2 separate regions of the Mus musculus genome follow, and region 1 is linked to region 2. The links are chromatin loops, found by intact Hi-C in ENCODE. Cell type or tissue: heart. All regions are shown on one strand. Each heading gives the region's core, and the rest is flanking DNA. Links, peaks and the distances in the headings are about the cores only.

What was found. Peaks named below come from ENCODE experiments on the same cell type or tissue, not always from the same donor. Only the 100,000 strongest peaks of a DNase experiment are listed, where the experiment ranks them.
Region 1: it touches region 2 in a loop (8-fold over the local background); 4 of 42 quality-filtered maps call a loop at or near these places.

What each region holds. Positions count from the first base shown.
Region 1 is chr5:139,509,540-139,512,341 of GRCm38, reverse strand. No RefSeq gene overlaps it. Among named protein-coding and RNA genes, the nearest start is that of 4930500L23Rik, 13 kb to the left of the region's middle. In heart, for the core only: a CTCF peak has its summit at 1,493; no DNase peak of the experiment used is centred there; H3K27me3 peaks cover 1,763 bases.
Region 2 is chr5:139,666,942-139,669,743 of GRCm38, reverse strand. Gm46926 (a long non-coding RNA gene) reads left to right here and starts at 532. Exons shown (of 2, transcript XR_001785003.1): 1 at 532-1,132. In heart, for the core only: CTCF peaks have their summits at 134 (motif pointing right) and 1,009 (motif pointing right); a DNase peak (open chromatin) is centred at 1,013; H3K4me3 peaks cover 324 bases; H3K27me3 peaks cover 2,500 bases.

The sequences.
Region 1 (2,802 bases), core at 21-2,520, 160 kb after region 2:
AGCTGCCACCACAGGGCTGCAGGAGAGCTGAATTCTGAGCCTCCATATTTATGCCCCAAGCACTTTATCCACTGAGCACCTCAGTCCACTGATTGATAAAAACACCATCATCAACATCGTCGACATCATCATCATCATCGCAGGTTTTTACTATGTAGCAAGCCAGAACTGCTACAGGCTGAGACCAGGCTGGGCTCAAGTTCAAACTCAACAGAGTTCTGGTGTGCTTCTGCCACCTGACTGTTGGGTGACTAGGCACACACCATCACAACTCATCACTTTGTTTGTTTATGTGGTTTAAAAATTTTTATTTATTTACTTATTTTTAAAAAATTATTATTATATGTAAGTACACTGTAGCTGTCTTCAGACACACCAGAAGAGGGAGTCAGATCTCATTATGGATGGTTGTGAGCCACCATATGGTCGCTGGGATTTGAACTCAGGACCTTCGGAAGAGCAGTCAGTGCTCATACCCACTGAGCCATTTTGCCGGCCCCTTATTTTTGTTTGTTTTAGATAAGTTTTCTCATTGTGTAGCCCTGGCTGTTCTGAAACTCACTTTGTAGACCAGGCTGGTCTCTAACGCACCGAGTTCTCCCTGCCTCTACCTCTCAAGTGCTGGGACTAAAAGCATGCACCACCACGGCCTGGCTTTTTTTAATTAATTAATTAATTAATTAATTAATTTTTTGGAGACAGGATTTCTGTGGTAGACCAGCTGGACTGGAATTCTCTATCCTTTTCCCTCAGCCTCCCAACTGCGGGGAGTTCACTACTATGGCCGGCTCAAACGCCAGTTTAATGATATACTAAACAGTTTCCTAATGGGACAGGACGGAGGGGGGGGGGTGTCAGTGGTAGAGGGCTTATCTAGCAAGTGGGAGGCTCTGGTTGTGAGGAGAGTCCTGGAAAAGGAGGGGGTGGGGTGGAGAGAAGCAGAGGAGGAGGAGGAGGAGGAACAAAGAAAAAGAATAAGGTCTACAGTCTGATTATATCTCTTTCTAGAAGTGTGTGTAACAAAGAAAAGACACCCCCCCCCGAAAAAACACCTTTCAAGCTCATTTGCTCTCTCTATGAATTAATAAACTACGGTCTATTTTGCCTGAACCTCAGGGTGCTAAGACTGCTAACTGCCTCTGTGAAGTTGGGGCCACGCCCAGCCTCGTGACCACGCCCATCACCCTCTGCACAGACAGGTGCAGTGGCCGCCAGGGATGCCTGACTCACTGGAGACTAGGGATTCAGTTTGGCTTTTCACTTACCCGTCCTCCGTTTCCAAAACACGCATCCAAGAAACTGACCAGGCGAGAGGCTTCTCTAGCCAGTTCATCGATGGTTAAAAAAAACCCATAGCAACAGGGCGTCTTCATTGAAGACCAGCGAACATTTTCCGAGTGTTGTAGAAGATACCCACCCAACCACCCAGGCATAGGAGGCACCGGTGCCACTCTGAGAGGCTAAGACCTATGGCTAGGAAACAGTGCCACCCTATGGCACCCAGCTGGGATGTCTGAGAGAGAGAGACAGAAACAGAGAGAGAGAGACAGACAGACAGACAGACAGACAGACAGAGACAGAGAGAGAGAGACAGAGACAGAAGCAGAAAGAACGCCAGATGCAACCAGAGCCCAGACTTCAGTAATGCCGCCCCAGGACCAAACCCACCACTCTTTCCAGTTAGTATTTAATGACTTCAGCACAACCAAGCTTGGATGCTGGACAGCAGCCTCAGAGGCAGCCGTTCTGACCCTGGTCCATCTTGGCAAAGGAGGAGCTGGAAGTTTCCAGAGCATGCAACCGGGACATGGCAGAGTCCCATGTTGTAAACCAAGTTTGTCTGCCACCAGAGGCTACAAACAGACACCAGGATCATACAGCCTTGAACAGTCCAGATAGGAAAGGCATCCTGAGCTACTGTACTCAAAACAAGACGTCACTTTCCTCCTGCACGAAGCCTCCTAGTGGATCTATGTAGGTCAGAGTCTAGATGGAAGCAGGCAAGCGTGGTGCACAGGTGGATCATTCCCCCAATGTCCAGAAGGCTGAGGCAAGAGATTGAGAATTTGAGACCAGCCTGGGTTATTATATAGCAAGGCTCTGTCTCATAACTAAGATGAAACTCGTTGTAGAGAATTGATAAATTCACAATTCTAACAAACAGTAGAGAGAGCTCCTAGCTGTCTCGAACAGCAATGTCTCAGAGAACCATAGCCATGTGTCAGCCCCAGAGGCTCTCTACTATGGCTCCAAGCCTACTCAGCTTGCTGGTTCTGGATGTTTGTCTGCATTCATATCTGTACATCTAGCTCTGCTAGACATGGGTACCATCACCACGAGGACCCCTATGCATACAGCCATGGCCTCGCTGTCCCTCCACCATGCTGTATAGTCCCTGAACCCCAGCTTGTCCCATGTGTCTGCAATTTTCTCATTGCAAGGTCATTACATAAGCAAGGTCTTGTGGTGTGTGAGTCTCTTGGGGTTGGCTTCTTTCCACTCCATGCAACCCTCCCGAGACTCATCTTACCTGTGTATGAAAACTCTGTGCCTTCTTATTGCTAAACAGTATTCTGCCTCTCGGGACTTTGGAAGAAGACAGCGGTTTACTTTATTCACTGATTTATTCTGATTTGTTGAGGCAGGGTCTCATTCTGTAGACTAAGCTGGGTTGAAACTCTCTGTATAGTCCAGGCTGGCTTCTAAATCACTCTGTAGCTCAGGCTGGATCTGAACTCACTATGCAACCCAGGCTGATCTAGAGCTCACTATGTAGCCCAAGCTGACTCAAACTGTCTATCC
Region 2 (2,802 bases), core at 71-2,570:
CACCCATCGTTGTCCAGGCTTCCTCGTTCCTCCCACCTCTGGGATATGGCTACCTGTTCTCAGCACACCAGGACCCCTTCTTCCTCAACACAAGGATGGTTCTCAGACAAAAGCAGGGAGGGGTCCAGGAGGATGACCACTGGAGGGCGCTCAAGCCCCTGTGCCCAGGGTAACCTCATCCTAACTGCTTGGCTCTCTACGTCCTGCCTCATCAAGTCGGTCCAGCATTCCTCTGCCTGAGCGACCCACAGATGAAGCCTCTGAGTTAGGGCTCCTCAGTAGCAATCATACTCCGAGCTGTGGGAGTCAAACAGGGTGAATCATGCAGTTGCCAGAGGCCTCAGTTGCCCATTTCTAAGATGGGACTAAAAGCCGACGAAGACTTGGAAGAGCAGACAGCCTGTGAGTGAAGTACTCGCTAATTCACACGCTCATGGTCCCGGTACTCCCCGAAACCCTGAGGGACAGGGCCAGCTAGGGGCCAGGTGGGAGCAGGCCAGCCACGGTGGCCCTGTGATTACTGATTGTCACATTTCTGTAGTGGGCCCCATCATTGTTGGGCTGGAGTCCCAAGAAGGCATGGTCTAGGTGGGCCTGAAGTCCTATTCGTAGGTGAAGTCTAGGTGAATAGACTCTGAAGTGAGGAGAGTCACTGATGGATGGGGGCTTTGGTGAACAGTCATTATGGGAAGGGGTCCACAGTGGGAGGGGCTCTTCGGGACGGATGGGTCTGCTTTGGTCAGGATCCCTGATAAGCGGGGCTGTTGATGGGCAGGGTCATTGATGGGAAAGTGTCTAAATGGAAGAATTCATTGATAGGGCTATTGGTATTAAGGGCTACTTGGTGGGTGGGGGTCACTGATGATCAGAGGTCCTCAGTGGGTGATTGTTCTGCCGGGTTACTTGTGAAGGAGTCATTGTTGGTTTGGGGTCACTCGTGGTCAGGGCCTCAGCTGACCTCCTCTGGGGGGAATCTTGGCGCGGTCTGGGGTCTGCGCTCCTATCTGACGTCGGCAGGGGGCGCCCCTTGCGCGTCGCTGCGTCTGGTCTGCTCACGGAGACTCCACCCGGGCTATAGAGGAGCCACAAGGGCACTTGCGTCGGCCTGGAGGCGCTGCGGGGCTGCAGACCGGTGCGTACTTAGGCGTCCCTGGGGAGGGTTCCTTCTATTTGCAAGCCAGCACTAGGTCCCTGCGCCTGATTTCTACTCCAGCTTCGTTCGGTACAACTGGACATCCCTTTGGAACAAACACACCGGGCAGGGCGGAGAGGCTCAGAGAAAGGGGAATCTGGGTTTTTGGTTGAGCAAGGCAAGGGGCGAAACTTATACAAGGCTAGATGTGCCCTAATTCAGTTTCCCCATCTGTGGAATGGGATGTGGCATGATCTGCCTAGGCGAGGACAAAGGAGGTGGCTTAGCTGGGTCTGGGATCTGAGGACGCCCGAGGCTGTGAATTCTTGGTCAAGTTCTCTTTCTGAGTCCTGGAAGGAATAGCTTTGGGAGAGACTGACTCTTTTCTGCCTGGATTTGCCAACACCCACCTCCCCCTGAGGAGGAAGGCCAACAACTCAATCCATACAGAGATCGACGACCCTCTTCCTGGAAGGGAAATACATTCTTCAGAGGAAATCCTGGTCACAGTAAAGTGGTTGAGCACCACTGACTGACCGTCCTCTCCCAACATGGGGGGACAACCTTTTCTGCAGAGGTGTCAGGAGCCTTTAGAGGACCCACAACGCATGTTATTCTGGACCACTTTCCAGATGGGGAAATTGAGTCAAGTTAGTTGTGGCACCCTGTTAGAAAGCCTTCCCACACCACCACAGCCGCGGGGGGGGGGGGGGCGGGAAGAGGCGGGAAGAGGCCTGCTCACCCCCTCCCCTGTTCTACATGCTCAGTGACCTCTGTGTTGGGGCACATGGCATCATGATTTACGAGCAACTGAATGGTGTTTGTGTCTCCTTGGAAAGCAATCTGGGCTGGGCTCTTTGATGGTGGACTCCAGGTCTGGGAACCTTCCTTGGACGATGATTCGAAAACCACGCCTTGCCTCCTGCACAAAGATGTTCAGCACAGTGTTTATAACCATGGAAAATTGCAGCTACCAGTGGTGTGTCCCCAGAGCCCTTGGGGACCCATACGTCTTGAGCTGGTGTCAACACTGAGACTTTTTTTAAAAAAATACTGGGGTGTATAGAGAGAAGGTACAGGGTTAAATTGGGGTGCTGTGGAGAACCCACTCAGGGAGGCCCGATCAGCCTCCCCCACCACCACCAGTCTTTACCCCGTGAGCGTGTGCTTTGCTGATCGTAGGAGAACGCCAACATCATTTAAATGGAAAATTATTGAAAGCCCCTCTTGTATACTGCAGTATTTATGAGCGAGATGATACGGAGGCTGGGATTTGTTTTAAAACTAACTCCAGATGTGTTACTGCACTACTAGGGCAATTAACAAGGAAGTTTGTGCACACACACACACACACACACACACACACACCACTGTGTGGTGGTGGGTCTGGATGGGGGAGGGGCAGGGAGAAGAGGTAGTAGTGTCCCCTCCGTGGCCCCACCTGGAGATAGACATCCTGAGTTTTAGTCTTGTTCTGCATTGTGGTCAATTAGCTCCATTATCTGGGATGAAATGGGGAAAAGGGCTCATGGCAAAACCTTCCTTAAGGTTGGAAGGGCAGGCCAACAAGGCAGGGCCAGGTCTATAGGATACACCAGGCTTCCTGGTCAAGTGTCAGGACCAAGCTATGGTCCCAGGCTTAGCCCCAGAACCTGGGACAGAAGGGGGGA